2 separate regions of the Homo sapiens genome follow, and region 2 is linked to region 1. A link is a loop called in an ENCODE intact Hi-C map of the cell type or tissue named here. Cell type or tissue: PC-9. All regions are shown on one strand. Each heading gives the region's core, and the rest is flanking DNA. Links, peaks and the distances in the headings are about the cores only. Region 1 overlaps CCSER1 (coiled-coil serine rich protein 1). Region 2 overlaps CCSER1 (coiled-coil serine rich protein 1).

Region 1 (10,823 bases), core at 1,990-9,989:
GCTACCATTTCCATTTTCTTTTGTTATTTTTTGATCAGTAGGGATTGAGTGAGGAAAATAAGAAATTTGCCTGAAACAAGCAGTTTGTAGACTCTATCAGCTTTTCCTTTTGATTTTCTCTTGATTTCTGCCATACCGATGTCCTGACCATCATTGAAAAGTTAGCTTCTCAGTTATCCAAGTAGACATCCAAGTCTATTTCAGTGAAGTGAGGTGAAAGTCTTATCTTTCATTGATTAAAAGCAACTAACCCTATGAAGAGAGACAAATGTTAACAATATAGTAAATTAAAACAGTTCTCTATATATTACTGATCCAATGTATATCTAATCCATTGTATTTCTTAAATCAAATCATTGCCAATATGTGATTCCTGATTGTGGCCTGTAAATCTCTTTTGTAAGCTATAGAGACAGGGATCAGATAATATTCTGCAAATGAAAATTCACAATATATTTGCTTGTCCATTTCTATATGGCATTGGGGTAGATAGTCACAAATAGAACTTTGAAGAGTATCCTCTAAAATGGTTGAGAGAAAATATATGGCTTATTCGAATTTGTATTTTTATTTGTAATTACTCAGAATGTTAGATTAAAAATGAGCAAGTTAATGAAATACAGCAATTTTAACTCATCTGCCTATTAACTGATACCATTGTCAAACCAAATCATAAGTGTTCTCCTATGCTTTATATAAAAATAAATTGAAATGCAGATTTACTTTATACTCTGACGTATAGTACTTAAAAAATTTAACATATTTGTTGAAACACAAGCAGTCAATTTTAAGGTTCTGTGCATACTGTATACAACCTGTTAGCCTCTTTTTTATCAAAAATAGACAAGTGTTTCTTTATTCATTTCTTGCTTCCAATGGTGGCCTATCAAAACTGTTGCTTTCTCCTCTGACAAGTTATATTTAGTAACTGTGATGGTTAATTTTAGGTGTCAACTTGACTAGATCAAGGAATACGAAGATAGCTGGTAAAGTATTATTTTTGGGTATGTCTGCGAGGGTGTTTCTAGAGAAGATTGGCATTTGAATCAGTAGACTGAATAAGGAAGATCTGCCCTCACCCAGTGTGGGTGGGCACCATCAAATCAGCTGAGGACTCAGATAGAATGAAAAGGCAGAAGAAAGGCAGATTTGCTTTCTCTGTTCCGGAGCTGGGGCACCCTTCTTCTCTTGCCTTGGACATCAGAACTCCAGATTCTCTGGCCCTTGGACTCTGACTTGTAGCAACACCCCCACCCCATTCTTAGGCATTTAGCCTTGGACTGAGAGTTACAGCATCCATTTCCCTAGTCCTGAGGCCTTTGGACTAGGACTGAGCCATACTATTGGCTTCCCTTATTCTCCAGGTCACAGACAGACTAGCAAGGGTCTTCTCAAGCTCGATGATTTCTTCAGCTAGTTCCCCTAATATATCCCCTCTCATCTATCTATCTATTGATTGATGTATCAATCTATCATGTATCTACCTACCTACCTTTCTACCTACCCACCACCTTATCTAACCTGTCTCCTAAATGTTCTATCTCTCCAGAGAAACCTAACTAATACAGTAACTTATTAGCCCTAGTATATTTTCTGGAAGCAAAGGTCCCAAAGATTATTGAGGGTAGGTAGTCCTAAGTTAAAAAAAAAAAGTGTCAAAAGTGTAGAGAGATCAAAAGCATTAAGTAAAGCAAATTATCTTCCAATTTTGCCTTGAAAAGAATATGACTTTTTTAATGAATGACTTTTGATGGAATAAAACAGGTGATAGTCATGTTGAAAATAATAGTTCAAGAGTTGGCAACAAGAAAATGAATGTGAAAAGTGTATTTAAGAATATGGCAAATAAAGGAATTTAAAACAACTAGATGCTACCTGGAGAATATAGTAACTTCAATATTCATTTCAGAGTAATTCATAAATGTTTTAATGTAGAACTCCAGTCAAATAAAACTGCTAAGATTTAGGCATTAATGGAGCCCATGGTTTCACAAAGGGTCATAAAATAATTTATTAGAATTTTGTATATGTTGTATTGTTTTTCAGACAAAGACATCTATGACACAAAAATTCATTAAATTATCTCAAAACCAAAGAATGATTATATAATAGAAGGCAGGATAGTATATTAAACTTTTTATATAGCACGTATTTTGGAGCTTCTTATACAAGTTCTGCCCTTTGCTTAGATTAAAACTAAGCAAATTAAAGAAATTTAGCAATTTTAACTCATCTACCTGTTATCTGACACCATTGCCAAACCATATCATCAGTGTTGTCCTATGCTTGGTTATGTAAAAACTTAGTGAAATGTAGATTTACTTTATATTCTAGAAAAATGGAATTTAAAAAAAAATTAACACATTTGTTGAGACACATGGAGTCAGTGAGCAATGTGATGTTGAACAAGTTGCCTATCTTTTCATATTTCAGTTGTTTCTTCACTAGGAAAAAAATAAACTTAGTGCTTGCTCCTTATAGGATTGTTATGAATAGATAAAATAAAATTGCCTATAAAAATGATGACCTCAATATCTGGTACCAATAAAAATACTCACTAGGAAAGTTTTAAATACTGTTGTTTCTGTTACTTCACTTTGAATTAATAAGACAGTAGACATTCTACTCACTAAGTGTAAAGCCACTTACTCAACACCACATCCCACACTGAATAGTGGCCTATTCACGGAGAAACTTCTCAGGAATTACTAGTTGCAAAAATAGTACTTGACACTTATTTCTGTAATATTGTGCTTATCACATTGTACTGTGACTTTTTGTTTATCTCTGTCAGTCTGTCAAATAGACTATGAGTTCCTAGAGAACAATGTTTTATTCAACTTATATTCATAAAACCTAGTATGGCTTCTAATATGTAGTAAGTACCCAATAAATGTTTGTTGAGTTGAATGTTGTTTCTTCTTTAAGATCATTAAGAGTTGGGTTTACAGCAAATGATACTGGTTTCTTTCTGCATACATAGATCATTCATTCTTCTTTTTTTTCCTTTTGCCTTTCATATATTATATTTTGGGGTCATTTAGAAATAAATAGAGCAGTAAAAGTTGGTAAGTATATTTAATTTAATTTCTTCCCATAATATCCTACTTAAATATATAGATGATGATAATAGTTGGCACTTCTTAGGTGTATTTGAGTTATTAAAATTAAAATTTGATATAGTGAGAAAAATAAGTATATAGCCTGATTTTATGGGAACCATTTTTAAATGTGGTTGAATTTTTTTTAATTTGACAAGTTTCATAATTTTAAAGCTGGTGATTCAAGTGAATTTTAAAGCATGTTTATGCTGTTGCATTATGGGGCAAACTCAGCTGGTTAAATTACCCGTTATCCTTTGTCAAAATTAAATTATACAAGGTCTGCAGACACTCATCACTTTTATCTAATGTGACCACCTTGAACTGTAATTCCCTTTTGAATAAATAAGGCTGATTCAGGTGGAAAGAAGATTAACTGATTGCCTGAAGTTATGTAATGCATGTGGATTTAGTACATAGGTTTTAAAATGACATTGTTAAATGGTATTTAAACTAATGTGTAATAATTAAGGAAGGACACTCTTTAAAATGACACAAAAGTGATATATGAATATGAGGACCAAGAAACTGTGCATTGGCATATAGAAAATATTAGTCATTGGACAATACAATTAATTGATAGAACAAGTATTTTTCATAATTTCTGCTAACATAGGAGGTGACATAAAAGGGAGTAATTTGAATTTTAAAAATAAAATAAAGATTGTATATATTTTAGGAGGTCATAAATTTGTAGGTATTAAGTAGCATGAATAACTCTTCTTTTCCATCCTGAAAACTCTACCAATGTAGAGTTAATACTCTATAATTCATGAGGTAGTCTGTAATAATAAAACATTAAACCAACTGGGCTCTTTTCCCGGGAATCACTGAAGCAAGAAATACTGTATCAGGAGAAAGGAAAAGAGAAAAAGAGAGAAAGAAGAAGACAATAAAACAGAAAAAAAAAAAAAAGGAAAGAAAACTAGATGGCCAAATTTAATAGGGTAAATGGAAAAGCTGTCCATTTTATATGCAGTCAAATAAAATTTTCTTTCTAACCTTGGAAGGGCTACTCTTAAAGCATAAACCAGTTTTATGTTATGAAAGGACATTCAAATATGCCTTATTTCATGTAACTGTGGGGAAAGCACTTTATAGCTCTGCCTTTAAACCTTAAAGTCAGCTTTAACGTGTTTCTAAAAGTTATATTCCGGTATTGCTGAGATATTCCTATCACAAAGCTATTTCCAAAGCCATGTTTGTGGTCTAAGCATGTATCTGTAACTTACTAAGAGATCGTCCTGAAAAATTGAGGACAAGTCCAGTTTTTATTTTTGCTCATTGAATAATGACGTTTCCTAAAGATCTTTGTCTTGTAGGCCTTCCTTTTTTGACACTTTTTTTTCTTTTTCTGAGTAATCTCATACCTTAAGTGATTATAAAGTTTGACTGTGTTCTGACGGTTCTTAAGTTTTTATCTAATACAGCTTTATCTCCAGACCTATGTATTTATTTACTTGTTGGATATTTTGACCTAACTATTCTGTAAGTTTTAAAAATTTGTACAGAGACAGTGAATTGATAATCTTTATTATCTTTGTTCTTTCCTCCTTCATACACAAGTTCTTTCTGCTTAGTTTTCTATTTCATTTAATGTATTACTACTTAAGGGTCACTCATTGCAGAAAACATTGAATCAACCATACTTCTTTCTCTCTTATACTCCCTGTTCTCAAGGTCATTATGCAGTCTCTACTTCAATCTCAGTTTTATTTCTTCCTGTTTATCTCAATTCGTGTTGAATGAGTTTGTGTCTTCATCATCTCTGAAGGAAATTATGATCATAACTTCTTAATTGTTTCTCCATCCTCTGTCCTCTTCCATCTTCAGCCTCTCTTCTATATTGTTATTGGAATATAATTACAAGACATTTTCATGGAAGAATATTACTACCTTCCCATCACACAAAGATAAGGGCTAAACTTCATCAACTGAGACTTTAGCAAAGAGGCCTTAACTTACCATTTTAGAAATATCCAAATTTTCTCATCTCTTCTTCAGCTAAGACGTAATGAGGGAATTTTAGTTTTTCTTTAAGACCCAGTACAAATGGCATCTCATTCAGCAGAAGAAGTTACCTATTCTGTGGCATATTTGCACTTGTTATAGCTGCGGCTATAGAAATTATTACATTTTTAAATATTAATTGCCTTACATGTGTCTGTTTTACTAAATCAAGAGATCTTCTAGGGTAGGGATTGTGTCTTTTATATCTTTACAATCTTCAGAACCTGATTTAAGAGACTTAAGTACAGGAAGTGTTTATTAAACATTTGTTGATACAACAAACGCATGACATTGTGTTGGGAGGCTCTGAGTTGCAAGGGAGACCTTCTTGAGATTTGCAGGAATTACCACTAGATGTCACTAGCACATTTCTGATAGCAATTTCTCAATCAAGAACAACTAACCTTTACTGAGGACCTACTGTGTGCCAAGACTTTTTAAATAATTCTGCAAAGCAGGTATTATCATCACAAATCCACCCTGGAGACTTACGTTTTGAGTGATTAGTAGGTCATACAGCTAGTATGATGTAGAGGTGGGATTTAAATTTCTGCCATCAAGCCCGTGGTTTTCCCACAATCCAAGCTACATTCTGTTTCTTTTGTGATAACTGAGCCTCTGGCCTCCGTATGATAAATAGCATATGCTACCTTTCCCAATGGATTAAATCTTTATTGACAAAATAAGCTATTATTGAGCTATCTAGGCACTCACACATACCCTTTGAGTTAAGAGTCAGTGACTTTGTTTCTATAAGCTTTTACTAAACATAAAGCAATTTATCATTCATAGAAATCTTTTAAACATATAAATATAGATTTTGAAAAGGAGCAGATAGATTTTTATTCTCAGTTATTTATGTTTTTTGCAATTTAGCATTTGATATCTACATTTTTTTTTTTTTCTTTTTTGATACGGAGTCTCGCTCTGTCGCTCAGGCTGGAGTGCAGTGGCGCGATCTCGGCTCACTGCAAGCTCCGCCTCCTGAGTTCACGCCGTTCTCCTGCCTCAGCCTCCCGAGTAGTTGGGACCACAGGCGCCCACTACCACGCCCGGCTAATTTTTTGTATTTTTAGTAGAGACGGGGTTTCATCGTGTTAGCCAGGATGGTCTCGATCTCCTGACCTCGTGATCCGCCCGTCTCGGCCTCCCGAAGTGCTGGGATTACAGGCTTGAGCCACCATGCCCAGCCAATAGCTACTATTAAGATAGAGTTGTTAATTAGTGATGGACATATCCATGAAATACAGACACTACCTCCAAGCAGCTTATAAGCTTATGATGTTTCCTTGATTCAAAGTCAAGAAACATCATAATACTCTTACTGTAGGGTGTATTTACTCTGAGACTTTGGAATCCAAAGAGCATCTATAGATACCAATTATGTTGATAATGTGACTTCCATTATCAACACTTGGATCTTAAACACTTAGAAGCACATTCCTAAGTATGCTAAAGGCCCACTATGTTCCTGCCTGCTCAGTCAAGATGTCATCGTATTTTTAGACCTAACTCTGCTTTTGGAGAGTCCCAATAAAGACCCAGAACTTGAGGAGAGGTATCACTGTAGAAACCCTTTCTAATCAGAAGAAAACACTGTCAGAAAGAATGATGAGAGGGTGCTTAGGCCTGAATGCGTGCATTTGAATGGACCTCATCCTGCTTCCTGCTCTTTGCAGTTGGTGGCACAAAAGCAGTTAGCAATTATACAAATGAAAGAAAGATGAGAGGGAGGGAGACGGCTCCCGCTTCTCCTTATATTTTACAGCTTCTCTTCAGTTTAGTCAATTTCAGTATCTCATCAGACTAACCTTTCTGCCAAACTCATTGGTTGTTAGTATTTTTGCTTCTGTTATTGTTAATTATTAAAAGGAGTTAAATCTCATTAACTGATTTAAAATTGTACACTTATATACAACATGATAATTTTCTCCACAGATTTTAAAATGTAAGAAATTAATGTAGTCATGGAAACAGTTTATCTCCTTCTCTTAATATTTTATACATGCCGTGAGTTTTTATTTTATGGGAAATTAAATTATATAAATTGGAAAGTTAGCAAAATAAAAGAATAATATATTTCCAGTTTATTTCAAAAATTAGAAATAGTTTTAACTTCTAATATTAAATATGTATAAATAATAGCATAATGTCAAAGTTGAAGGGCCAATTGAATAATAAATTATGTTATTTCTACAAAGGGATGTCTTTTTAGAAAGTAAGTGAAAATAGTTACCAACTTTGTCAATATTTGCATTGAATTATGAGTTTTCAACTAAGTGAGATCATTAGCAATACATTTCTCAAATAAAATGTACCCAGTTTGTACTCCTGTCTTATCAGAAAAGAACATCAAATCTTTTTTTCTTTCTTTTTTTTCTTTTTGAGATGGAGTCTTGCTCTGTTGCCCAGGCTGGAGTGCAGTGGCCTGATCTCGGCTCACCGCAACCTCCATCTCCCACATTCAAGAGATTTTCCTGCCTCAGACTACCAAGTGGTTGGGACTACAGGTGTGCGCCACCATGCCCGGCTAATTTTTGTATTTTTAGTAGAGATGGAGTTTCACTATGTTGGCCAGGCTGGTCTCCAACTCCTGACCTCGTGATCTGCCCGCCTTGGTCAACTCTTTTTTTATACTGATAAAGACTAGAGAAATGTTCTCTGTTATGTACGCCTTCCATCTTTTGCTTTCTACTTTTGCCTGGCTCAGGGTACATACTAAAAAAAATTTCAATGGAATGTTGAATGCATGAGTAAATAAGTTGGATATATAACGAAAGTTGGAGAAAGATTTGGTAATCACTCAGTGGCTTCCTCCTCTTGCTCCCTGCCTATCCTAGCTTTTTCTTTTTTTTTTTTTTTTTTTCAAATTTCCATTCTTTTATATATATATATATATATTTTTTTTTATTATACTTTAAGTTCTAGGGTACATGTGCACAAAGTGCAGGCTTATTACATATGTATACATGTGCCATCTTGGTGTGCTGCAGCCATTAACTTGTCATTTACATTAGGTATATCTCCTAATGCTATCCCTCCCCCCTGTCCCCACCCCACAACAGGCCCTGGTGTGTGATGTTCTCCTTCCTGTGTCCAAGTGTTCTCATTGTTCAGTTCCCACCTATGAGTGAGAATATGCAGTGTTTGGTTTTTTGCCCTTGCGACAGTTTGCTGAGAATGATTCACAATAGCAAAGACTTGGAACCAACCCAAATGTTCAACAATGATAGACTGGATTAAGAAAATGTGGCACATACACACCATGGAATACTATGCAGCCATAAAAAATGACGAGTTCATGTCCTTTGTAGGGACATGGATGAAGCTGGAAATCCCTGGCTTTTTCTAGTGAGAAACCACCATGGAAAATCCAGGAACTCACAGTGTGCCGCTTGCAAGCTCTGATTTAGTAAAAGAGTAACAGGAGAGCCTAGTGATGAGAGGGCATGCTCTTTGGAACCAGAATGCCCGCGAACAAATCCCTGCTAGGTAATTTACTAGCTCTTGTAATAACAACAGCAAAGAATTAGAAACAGTAATGAGCCTCAGTTTTCTCCTCCTTAAAATGGGAGACAGTTGTGGTATCTACTTCATAGAGTTATTATGAGAATTAAATGGGCCAAAATATGCAAAGCCATTAGAACATACATAACATTTTGTAAATGCTTTGGAGATGGTGGTTGTTGTTGCTGCTGGTGGTGGTGCTACTGCTGTTTTTGTTGTTAAAGAAAATTGCAGTTTAGGAAGGATAGGAATAAACTATCTAACAGGCTGCCTTGTTTGGTCTCCAAGTGATAAACAAAAAACAGGGATCATTTTTTTTACTTCAACCTGCATGAAGAATTAGTTTTACCGAGTGGGAAGTTTGGGAATTATATATTTTTTCTTTCATAATTCTAAGAGGGAAGAATGGGTTTAAAAATTACTTAAATGAGAGACTGGTGATTTTTTAAATGTTCATCATATTTAGTAGGCTACTTTACTAGTCAAATTTTTATATTTGTTTGCTAGAAATAAATTTGCATATAAAGCCTGCTTTTGAGCCTCTCAATGAATCATACCTAAAGAAACCTCCATGCAGGTTTTGAGCCATAAAGAAGGCACCACCTAATGGCAGAATGTTTTAATTGCTAGTACAAAGCTAAACAGAAACAATCAGCCTTTAATGTTAAGCTTGCAAATGGAAATAAAAAGATAGCATTCATTACAGCAACATCCATTTATATATGTAAACCTTGGTTCCATGTAAATGAGCCTTGAGGCTTAGCAGGACTAGAAAACAATTGCAGATTATGAATATGATCATTGAATGTGAGGACCTTCCTGAGACATCATAGTGTTAATACCAGAATCCAGTCTGCCAGGGTTCAAATCTAGACTTTACCTCTTATTAGCTGTTGAGTTGGCCTTAAGCAAGCTATCTAACTTTATGCCACACATTCCTTGTCTGGGACCTATGTCAGGGTTATTGTAGATTAAGTAGCTTATAACATTCTTAGAATAGTATCTGATGTAGAATAAGTACTATGTAAATGCTTATTAAGTGGATGAATAGAATTACTTTATGTACTTCAATTCAATGAAGTTCATAAGAAGAAACCAAAACCATCTTTTAAAAATGTATTAGTGATTTACTGCGTGTTTCAAAGTCAAGGCTTCGAAAGGTACCTCAGTTTTGTACCTTTGCGTTGTAAGGTGTGACTTTATGTTGTCCCAAAAGCCAATGCCATAGGCAGAAAAAAAAATGATTAAGAGCATCAGTTTTGTGGTGTCAACCACACTTTAAAAACCCTGGCTTTGCTACTCAACAGTTACATGACCATAGACATATTCTTATGTTTATATGTTACTTATATTATTTAAACCTATTTTCTTATTTTCATTCATTTGTAAACACTGGAAAATATTATCCCTTACTTTAATCATCCTTTTTTACTTTCTAGCAAATTCACTGTCTTCTTTTCCATTACCCAAGTGACTAAGTGTTGCCATCTTTGATATTTTAAAATATAGGCCCAAAATCTATTGTAAATTGTTTTGTATTAAATAGTTCTAAATTTTATTATGTATTAAACAGCAAAATGCTAACATTATGTATGTCTGGTAAATATTTTATTTTCTTGTTTTTGTTATCCCTGATTCAATATTTTCTTCTAATCGTTGATACTATGTTAAGGAAAGATGCATGCAATTTTATGTAAAATGAGTGCTCTAAAAACAGAAGTACAACTTTGAGAAAATATTAAATAATAATCTAACTCTTTTTCACCTTCTTTGTGGTACTCTCTTTCTGGAAGAAGTAACAACTGTAGTTATGGAGACTTTTTTTTTTTTTTTTTTTGAGACGAGGTCTCGTTCTGTTGCTCAGGCTAGAGTGTAATGGCTCACTACAGCCTCAAGGTCCCGGGCTCAAGCAATCTTCACACGTCAGCCTCCTGAGTACCTAGGACTACAGGTACACACCACTGCACTTGGCTAATTTTTAAATTTTCTGTGGAGACAGGGGCTCACTATGTTGCCCTGGTTGGTCTCTAACTCCTGGGCTCAAGCATTCCTCCTGCCCTGGCCTCCTAACGTGCTGGGATTACAAGAATGAGCCACTGTGCCTGGCTGAGCCTAGTCATGAAGTCTCATTTAGATTGGTTAACTTCATAGGAAATTAAAACACTGAAGAGAAAGTAAGCTTTTATGAATAAACACATATTTTAT
Region 2 (10,823 bases), core at 900-8,899, 690 kb before region 1:
GATCTTGGCATTATCTAATTTTATTGTTTTAAATTCTAATATAAAGGCTAAGGTTTTCAATTTAAAAGGTTTTAGATTTAAAGGATTTTTTTATTATATTTTCTTGAGTTTCTGAAAAATGTTTTCTGGAAACCATTTTTTGTGAAATAATACACATTATGTTTCAAACACAGGATTATAAGTTTTTTACTACCAGACATTTCTATTTTCTTGTGGTAAAATATTACATTTATTGTTTCTCCTTTAAATAAATAATTTATAAAGCATATATGATCAAGCACAGGGATTTTATGTTAGAAAATATGAGATGCTAGCATTTATACTTTGATAAACTAAAAAGTATATTAGTGACCCTTCACACTTTTTATCTGTCCTCACTTTCTTATTCATGTTTGTATAGTATTGTTTTTGTCACAAATTGAGTCATGCAATATGTTAGCAGCGAGGTTCGTTAGATAAACCTCAGCATATTTTTTTAAAAAGGGGTTTTAATGATATTTACTAGCATTTAATATTTCAAAGACTTGACCTTGAAATATTCAAGGTCAATATTTCAAATAAGTTCCCTTGAAGTTTTCTTCACAGTGAAGTATATGTTATGAACTATACAATTTGTCTAAGGAAAAATACCAGCAATACATTTTTGTTTGTTTTTCTTTATGTAGTTTCACATTTGTTTTGAGGATATTTTTCTATTCACTTATGCATCTTGCAAAATATTTATAACACAGATAAAATAATAATCATTTAAGGAAAACAAAGTAACCAGGATATGAAAAAAAATAAGATGAGGCTATGGATAAGGTTAAGGCACAAAAAGTTTACTAGTGTTATGACGGTGAATTGAAAATGTTATTTTGAGTGTCCTATTAGCATGTATGAAGAAAGAAAATCAGTTGAAAAATCAAAATATATATCATCAATCATTCAATCAGTGAATGTATTTTCTTAAATAAAATAATTCTTGTTCCTAAGAACTGAAATGTATTTTGCTCACATGTCTTCATAAGGTGCACATGATTTGAATCGGGAATAATTTGCTTAGCAACCCCCTTCAGTACAAGCTGAGACATCATGCTGCCAGTTCAGTATTAACAGTTCTAAACGGTGCCACGTCAGTGTGGCAAAAGCTTGGAGCCTTATAAGGAACGTACTTAATTCAAAATAAAATCGATTAACTTTTTTTATACTTTGTATTCCTCAAATAATTTCAATATGGAAATTAGGTAAAGTAAATATTGTCAAGAATTTTAGTCAGACAGAAAGTAATTACCATAAAGCTTAATAAAATATCAGATATTAAGCAATGTTATTTCCTGATGAATCCTCTGAAATGAGCTGTTGATGAAAGATAACCACTGGGTAACAAATAAGACAATTTTGCAAATGGCTGTTATCAAATAACTGGTTAAATATTAAGCAATGCATATTCTAAATAAGAATTTGGGTTTGTGTTTTGGAATACTTAATCTTTAGCTATTTAATCCATGGTAAACTAAAACAAGGTCCTGTTTCTATTTCGGCTACTCATAGGATTATCTTCGTAGTGGCAGAAGCTGATGGGAAATATGCACCTGGGTAATGAGAGTGATGCATCATAATTAAATGAATTAAAGTTAAAAGAGGGCTAAAACACATTTTAGTGTTACCCATTTGGAGTATATTACTTACAATACTGTTTCTTTAATTCTTACCCTGACTTCTGTGTTAGTACTGGGGTAGGTTGTACATAATCATTGGCAATTTATAGCTGGAGATCTCAGTTGATGGGAGTAGAACTAGCAGTGGCTTCAGGGTAGGGAAATGGAGAGATGATCAAAAGATACAAACTTTCAGTTGTAAGATGAGCACATTCTGAGGATCTAATATACAGCATGAATGGTGAGGGATGTGTTAATTAATTTGTGGCTATCACTGCACAATATGTACGTATATCAAATCATTACCTTTTTTTTACCTTGACTATATTCAATCTTATTTATCAATTAAATATTTTAAAATTCATAAAGTTAAAAATAGGTTGATGGAAAGGAAAATTGAATGCCTATAATGAGCCAGTCTCTTTTTGTAAACCCTCTCAACTTAATCCTCACAATAACTCTGAGAGAAAATTGCACCTTAATGATTCATTCAAAATAAAGAAACTACAAATTAATATCAAAAGAGAGCAGGCATTTTAAAGATAGGCATATCCAAGTTAGAATTCCAGCTCTGCCCACAGTTGCTTTCAACAAATGATATTTCTGAGCTCAGTTTCCTCATTTGTAAAATGACAATAATTATGTCTGTCTCAAAATATAATCCTATCTAAATGAGTGACATGCAAAGTTCTATTCTCAGTTGCCCAAAATAGGGTAAGAGCCCAGTACAAGTTGGTTACCATTCTTGAAATTTTAGACAGTTTTAATTCCTTGTTAAAGACGTTGTCCCATTATTGGTTATTTTTTGTAGACCCTAGTTTCTTAATGTTTTATCATTATTATAAATTATTTTAAAATGTGCTTTCTGATTTAAATGTTATTATCTAAATTTTATGTAACATTTTAAGTGATAATTTACTAGTACTAAATATTCAAAAATCAAATAGGACACTTTGCTTATAATAGGTGGTATATTTCTTTGTGTTAAAACCAGTGCATTTACCATAAAAAAGAATGAGTTCATGTTCTTTGCAGGGACATGGATGAAGCTGAAAACCATTATTCTTAGCAAACTTAACACAGGAACAGAAAACCAAACACCACATGTTCTCACTTATAAGTGGGAGCTGAACAATGAGAACACGTGGACACACGCAGGGGAACATCACACACCAGGGCCTGTCAGTGGGTTGGGGGCAAGAGGAGGGAGAGAATTAGGACAAATACCTAATGCATTCAGGGCTTAAAACCTAGATGACGGGTTGATAGGTGCAGCAAACCACCATGGCACATGTGTGCCTATGTAACAAACCTGCACCTTCTGCACATGTATCCCTGAACTTAAAGTATAATAAATATAAAAAAAATTTAAAAAAACCAATGCATTTAAATGCATGAACTTTTTTTCTGGTTGTTAGTCAAATGTCCAAATTGCCATAGCATATTTAAAATAGAAATTTATTTGAAAAAGAATAAATTTCTATTTTAAATACCTTAAAAATTATTAACCATTAATATTAACCATTAATCATTAATACTCAAAGAGAAATTATGGCTGTTACTTTGTATTAAGGTTGATATTTACAATTTGCAGAAGAGTTTTTAAATTAAATTAAAAATATATCTTACTTATTTAATGTTTTTGGATAAAAAGAATGTAATGGTCATTTGGATGATAGAATGAAGATATTTTATGTTGTTTTGGTTATTTATTTAGTATATTAGATCTGAAAACACCTAGGGCAGTGTCTCTTGGTATATATCCAAAGGAAAATGGGGAAGTAATGGCCCAATGATATCAATGAGGAATTAATTGCGTAGTTGCTAAATTATTTTGAGTTTGATGAACAAGCAATATAAAAATTCTGCAGTGAGTTAGGAACTCCTCCTGTGCCTATTAATTAGGGAGATAATTTTTGTTATTAATTTTTAATGAATAATAGTACAGCAGAGCAGAGATGAAACCCTAGTGGTTTTCCTAATACGAATGGTAATGTACAGAGAATTGCAACAACATTCACACAGGGAAAATTATAGAAATCAACTATAAATTTCTACAAGCTCTGATGTGTCTTGGTCAGAAAAAGTGTGTCTAAAGTATTTTTAATCTGATTATATAAAACTAAGAAACATACAGCACTTAATTTTTGAAGTATAACATAATGGTTAAAAATATGGATGCTGGCTCTGGAATTAGACAAATCTCAACCACCAGCCAGGCTATGTAAACTTGAGCAAGTTATTTAATCTTTTGCAGCTTTTCTTCTTCATCTGAAAATGGGCGCGATGATGTATCTACCTCATAAATTTGATGGAGAAACAATAAGTTAAAGCTTTGTAGAATATGCAATCTCATGTCCAGCATATATATTTTTAAGAACTACTGCTAATACCATTTTAAAAATATGCATGTAAAATGTGATATACCTGTATGTAGGCCAATCAGCATCTGATTCTGACAGATTTAGTGATCTTTCCAGTCTCTATTAGTGGAAAATCTTAACATTTTTAAATATAGAATTTCTCAAATTTTAAGTATAGAATGCCACAGCACATGCAACTAATTTTTATCATTTATTTCTAAGCTTATAAAATTATAGCACTAAATAAAATAATGGGATAATAAATAATATTTATTGAGTCTAGGTGCCAATTTATGAGGTAAATAACATCACTTTCTCATTTGAGAAAGTTGGAGCTTTGAGTGATAAAGCATTATAGGAATAAATATCCCAGCTAGACTCAAACATGGTATTTCTGACTCTGAGGCTCTGTAATTAGCCATTTTGATTCTGTTGACTAATAAAATTAATTCATGTAAAATGTTAAAATCACATGTTCACTGAAGCATTTGTTTTAAACTGACCTTCTGTTCTAATAGCTTTTTAAGTTATGGGCATCACTTAATATATATTTGTCTTTGACTTCACCTAAGAAGTTGGAATTAACTATGTTTATTTATTGAAGCATATACATTGTGCTGACCACTGGCCTGGGCACTTTGTTGTTTCAGGTTTTGCTTTAGTTTTAAGCTATAATTTCTAAGCATTTTGGATTATCTAATTTAATCCTCACAGCAATTCTCAGAAAGTGTTATCATTCTCTCTTCATAGATGAAGGAAGAGAAACCCAGAAGAGCACTGTTATTTGTGCATGATTACAGAGCTATTCTTGGGTTTCAATTATGCCTATGTGGCTTTGATACCCACTTACTGTTTCCACTATAAAAGCTCTCAATGATGTTTAGTTACTAGAAGGAGCAGTTATAATAGCGTTTCCAAATTTTCTATTACACTACAATTTTGATAACACTTTAGTGAGGATGAAATTGTGATCTCAGTTGTCACTTTGTGTGTTTCATCAGCAGATCCTATTACTCTGTATTTCTACTTCAAAAGGGATACAATACCTGTTATCTGCTTGGTTGCCATTAGATGGCAATCTTGTTCTTCTAACGATGATAGTAATCCTGTCATACATTTGTATTCAGCTTTATAGTTTACAAGCTATTTCAAATATGTTATCTCATCAAATTATCACAGTAACACTCTGAAATAGATGTTAATATACATCAAGTACAGTGGAGGGAGCAAATACTCTGGTTAAAGAACTTATTCAGCCAGTATTAACCTAGATCTTAACATTAAATGGCAGTTTCTTTTAACTGTTTTTCTAGACCTTGATGCTTCTAATTTTATGTACAGTTCTAATATACTTGGTTATATGTTTTCCAAGGCACTGAAAATCATAATAACATCTTAGAAGAGGAGAGAGAAGAGGAGAGAGAAGCAGCAGGGAATGAAGTATTGCTGTATTACAATGTGGCACACCATTACTTTTTAAAAACTATTATTGTAGTTCTTAATCATCAAGAAAAAATACATTCTGCATTATTCTGAGATGGAGAGCTGTATAATTCACTTTGGAAATATATCTAAACTCTTATTTATTCTTTAATTTATTGAATGAAAATAAACCCTCAGTTCTTCATATGCTTTAACTATCCAGGAAGTGTCATTTTATAATGATTCCCCATGGCAAAAATGTGAATATACCTTAAACTTTTTATATGTTTTTTATGTTTTTCCCCATATTCTTTCCCCAGGTTCTTGCAAAAGACTACTTAGATATAAGGATAGCTGTGCGAAAGGCTTTCCTAATTGTCGTACTTGAAAAAGCAGTAATTTATAGTCTACTAATTGAGTATGGGGACCATGATATTCCTTAAACACAAGACTATATAATTATCGATAATACATTTTTAGTGTAGATATTTCAAAATTTAATATTTTTTATTAGCTGTTTTTGCTCGACCAATTTACAAATTGACCAATTGATTAATTCATTAGTTTGATACATTCTTTTACACTCCCATTAAAAAATATTGAACTTATTAATTAAAATAGTAACATTCACCTGGGTGCACTCTTTTCATACTCTGTGTTAAATGATGTACTTAAGTGACAGAATAATGTTCTAACTGGGAGAGAATTTTAGAAGTAGAAGCTCCTCCTACTTCTTCTCCTATGAATATTAATAGTTTTAAATGTTTTGTTCAGGGTCACATAGTTTGCTTGTAATAAAGAGATGACTCTTAAGTAAGAAATTGACTAGCTCCATGTAGTAAGATGGCAATTATTTGATTTTTATGGTAGTTGCCAACAGACTAAATCATTTGCATTTCCTGATTTAAAAGTGCTTCTGCCTATCTATTTTGCCTTTCAGACTTTGCTATATTTTTAAGAGGATTGCTTCAGTGACAAAGAAGGCTTTTAGATGGAACAGTTTTCTAAATCCAATCAACAGTAGCTGAAAAATGTTTATACATCCTGACCTAATTTAGTATTAAATAACAACAATTTTAATGAAGTCATAGTATTTACTTGTAACCTGCTATTGTAGCATTTCCTACTGACATAAACTCTCTTCTGCTGCACAAAAGGGCAGTCAATGGCCCAAGTTCATTAGAGGATACAGTCAAAAGAAAAGATGTATTTCATTCGGCATGGTTTTTCTGGTGCAATTAGAAAAGAAAATATGTGTCTCAATATAAAATTTCATGGCCTCTTACAATTATGTGGTGACATCTCCATACAATTGCTTGAATAATGCCAGGAACATCAGCTGTCACTATCAAAATGAACAAGTAATTAAGAAAGCAAACGCTGGTCTTTCTTCTAAAGGAATAGAATATTTATGTATTTAAAGTTGTTCACCAACAAGAAAAATAACCACTGACATGAAACATAATTTCCTATCGTGCCTGAGGCAGAAAAGAGAAATAATAATGAAGATTCACACAATTACAACAAATTAGGTTGCAATTGTGCATACTAAAAACAATTATAGACTTTCTATTCATCAGGTCATATGATAGCATCTTATCTCTTTTATTTATTTTCTGATACTCTATCTTATTAATCACATTTTCTAAAAGCTTATGATGGAATTGGGAAACTCTTACTCTTATCAAGACCACATTTTCTGTACCCTTACATCATAACGTGCTAGCATAACCTAAAGTAGGCTAAGCCTTGTCTGGATAGTAGAATGATAGTAGATCTGATTGAAGCCATAATAGTGTTAAATGCTGGCTCTTCAACCTTTTGATAAGACAGTGTTCAGTTTATTGTTTACTGAGGTAAGGGAAAAACGCTACCTTGACTGAATTCTGGTAGTTTTCTGTAGAGGAAAGTACAAGATAGGATTTACTGAGAGTATGAATGTGGTTTAAGGCAGATGTTTCAATTGAAGGGTTTGTTTGAATTGGATAAAAATAATGATTTTTTTATCCTTATATCTATGTAGTCTTTTGCAAGAACCTGGGGAAAGAATATGGGGAAAAACATAAAAAGCATATAAAAAGTTTAGAGTTGTAGGATTGGCGGAAACAGTGAGGGGAGGATTTTAACATGAAGAATTTAATGACTCTTAGGGGTTGAACTCTCTGTTGATGCTTTTTATTGAAAAATTGGTGGGTCTTTGGGGACAGTCAGTGGTGTAAAATGTTTTGGAATTGTTAGGGTACACCAAAAAGACAATAAAATAGGAAAGTGATGTTAAAGTAGACAGTCTGCTGTTTGTGGGTTGGTGGTTTTGGGCCTCAGTCTCCCTACTGAGGGAGGGAGAAGGATAGAACATTTTTAACTAAAGGCATAATCAATCCAGATTTTCACTAATGTTTGAGGTGTTACAATCACATATCAGATTTCTAGGGCTCATTATCTCAAATGTCCATGAAAGTCAGTTTTTTCCTCTTGAATGACCTTTTTCTTTGTTGGAGAACTTGACAGGGCAGCAGATGTGCAAAGTCATTTAAGACTCTGGAAATCACATCTCTGAACACAACAACACAAATAGAAGGATTATTATCAGGGTTTGTGTCCACTCCTTGGCCAGTGGCCAAGAGTGCTCAATTCAACAACGGAATAAATTTCATCCCTATTCTGAAGAGCCCATAGAACCAGACACATGATCCTCCAGCACTTTGGGAGGCTAGGCTGGAAAATTGCTTGAGCCTAGGAGTTCAAGACTAGCCTAGACAATATAGAGAGACCCTCATCTTTACAAAACATAAAAGAAATTATCCAAGCATGGTGGCATGCACCTGTAGTCCCAGCCAGTTGGGAGGCTGGGGTGGGAGGATCGCTTACACCCAGGAAGTTGAGGCTGCTGTGAGTCATGATTGCACCACTGCACTCCAGCCTGGGCAACAGAGTGAGTCTCTCTCTCTCTCTCTTTCTATAAGATCAATGTCAAGTCATAGAGACCCTGTTTCGAAAACAGAAAAAAAAACACCAAACGAACAAACAAAAAAACACCAGATATGGGATTCTTAACCAAATTACCTAATTTTCTGCTATGTTTATTTTTAGGCAGGCGACTTTGGGTAACATTACAGAAGCATCTTCAGGCTGTGTCTCAAATGGATATTCGGGATAAGGTTTAGATGGAAAGAAATCTCTCATGAACTAAAATATTTTCAAACTTTGTCCCAAGTGCAGTACACTCTCAACAGCCTCAAAATGACAGGGTAAACAGGAGCATTACTGAGAGATGGATTAAATCAGCTTATCGTTGTAAATTCTTCCATATTCGATAATGATGACTTGGGAAGTCTCTTTTGTTTTCTCCTTGTGAGATTTTGTCTACTTATTGAACATCAGTATATGCACTGAAAGATCTAGTTTTTTTCACATATCTTGGCATCAATAGTAACTTGGGCCTGCTCCCATATGTAGAGCATTCATAGATCAGAAAATAATTAAAATATATATTATTTGGTGTAAATAATGATAAAAATATTGAATGAAAATGGAAATAAAAATTATCAATTTTACCAGGTGGTTCTTTTTATTTATTTATTTATATTTATTTATTTTGAGATGGAGTCTTGCTCTATTGCCAGGCTAGAGTGCAGTGGCGTCATCTCGGCTCACTGCAACCTTCACCTCCTGGGTTCAAACGATTCCCCTGCCTCAGCCTCCTGAGTAGCTGGGACTACAGGCGCGTGCCACCATGCCCGAATAATTTTTTGTAGTTTAGTAGAGACAGGGTTTCACCATGTTGGCCAGGATGGTCTCAATCTCCTGATGTCGTGATCTGCCTGCCTTGGCCTCCCAAAGTGCGGGGAATACAGGTGTGAGCCACCGCTTCTGGCTCCACCAGGTGATTCATTTTCTTTTTTTATTAACCTCCGCCTCCTGAGTTTAAGTGATTCTTCTGCCTCAGCCCCCTGAGTAGCTGGGATTACAGGCAAGAGCCACTATGCCCGGCTAACTTGTTTGTATTTTTAGTAGAGACGGGATTTTACCATGTTGCCCAGGCTGGTCTTGAACTCCTAACCTCAGGTGATCCGCCTGCATCGGCTTCCCAAAGTGCTGGGATTACAGGCGTGAGCCACTGCACCAGGCCTAGGTGGTTCTTTTTTAATAACACATTTTAATGAATGAAATATTGGGCTGGGCGTGGTGGCTCACGCCTGTAATCCCAGCACTTTGGGAGGTCAAGGTGGGCGGATCACCGGGTCAGGAGATCGAAACCATGGTGAAACCTTGTCTCTACTAAAAATACAAAAAATTAGCTGGGCACAGTGGCGGGCGCCTGTAGTACCAGCTACTCGGGAGGCTGAGGCAGGAGAATGGCGTGAACCCGGGAGGCTGAGGTTGCAGTGAGCAGAGATTGCGCCACTGCGCTCCAGCCTGGGTGACAGAGCAAGTCTCTGTCTCAAAAAAAAAAAAAAGAAAAATTCACAGTATTTTATTTTTTACATCTATGATATTGATGTGTTAATAAGGTGTTTTAGCATTGATTAGCAACTTTTTTTTCTTTAAAGAGGTACATAAAATGTGCGTCTTGCAAGTAATGCTGTCTTAGTTCCAAAAATATATTTTAGATAAGAAATACAGGAATCTGAAAAATCCATAGGGGTGATTTATTAATTCATGTATCATTGCCTTCAGATCTTGTCCATATAAAGAATTGTGAACAGCCTCCATTTCTCATTATACATCCTTAATAGAATCATGTTTGCTTTTTTGTTTTATTTTCAAAGGTAAAATATGTATCATCCTCAGTATACCGCTAACTATAATACTCATATTTCTTTACATGCATACATGAATTATATGGCAAACTTTATTGTTTTATGCCTATAGATGCATTTATATATGTAGATTTTGTCCAATCCCTACTTACTATGATCTTCACTATTCTCACATATAAGATACTACACTTGAGAGAAGCTTTGATTACTAAGAATTACATTACTCATAGTCTACATTTTTATACCCCTGTGAAACTAGAAGAAGCCAGCTTCAACCATCCCTTAGAATGATTGTCTCCAAAGTCTACTTCCAGTTCAGTCCTCTTTCCTGATGTGCACATACATGTATTTCATGGCCTGCTAGCAATTTTATCGGATGTCAATTATATGCATCAGATTTAACAGATCCAAGATTAACTTTATTCTTCCTGCCCATAACTTTGTTTTTGCTTCATATTTATTTCCTCTTTTGTGAATAGCACCAACATCAGTGCTGACTTCAAAATTTGAAACCAGGTGTCACTAGTTTTAACGGATTCTACTTTTTACCTGTTCTTAATTCTCACATTTCTTTTTATAATTTTTGTTTTAGTCTTTATTCAGGCCATCGTTTTCCTCTAACTAACTTTATGTGATCC

Evidence for each region. Hi-C counts contacts between places; a loop is a spot of excess contacts. Peaks named below come from ENCODE experiments on the same cell type or tissue, not always from the same donor. Only the 100,000 strongest peaks of a DNase experiment are listed, where the experiment ranks them.
Region 2: it touches region 1 in a loop (4-fold over the local background); 13 of 110 quality-filtered maps call a loop at or near these places.

The regions. Positions count from the first base shown.
Region 1 is chr4:91,107,849-91,118,671 of GRCh38, forward strand. All of the region lies in intron 10 of CCSER1 (coiled-coil serine rich protein 1), which reads left to right. Among named protein-coding and RNA genes, the nearest start is that of CCSER1, 990 kb to the left of the region's middle. In PC-9, for the core only: CTCF peaks have their summits at 5,523, 5,722 and 9,208 (motif pointing left); no DNase peak of the experiment used is centred there.
Region 2 is chr4:90,414,223-90,425,045 of GRCh38, forward strand. The region is part of intron 4 of CCSER1 (coiled-coil serine rich protein 1); the gene reads left to right. Among named protein-coding and RNA genes, the nearest start is that of CCSER1, 290 kb to the left of the region's middle. In PC-9, for the core only: CTCF peaks have their summits at 5,052 (motif pointing right) and 5,254; no DNase peak of the experiment used is centred there.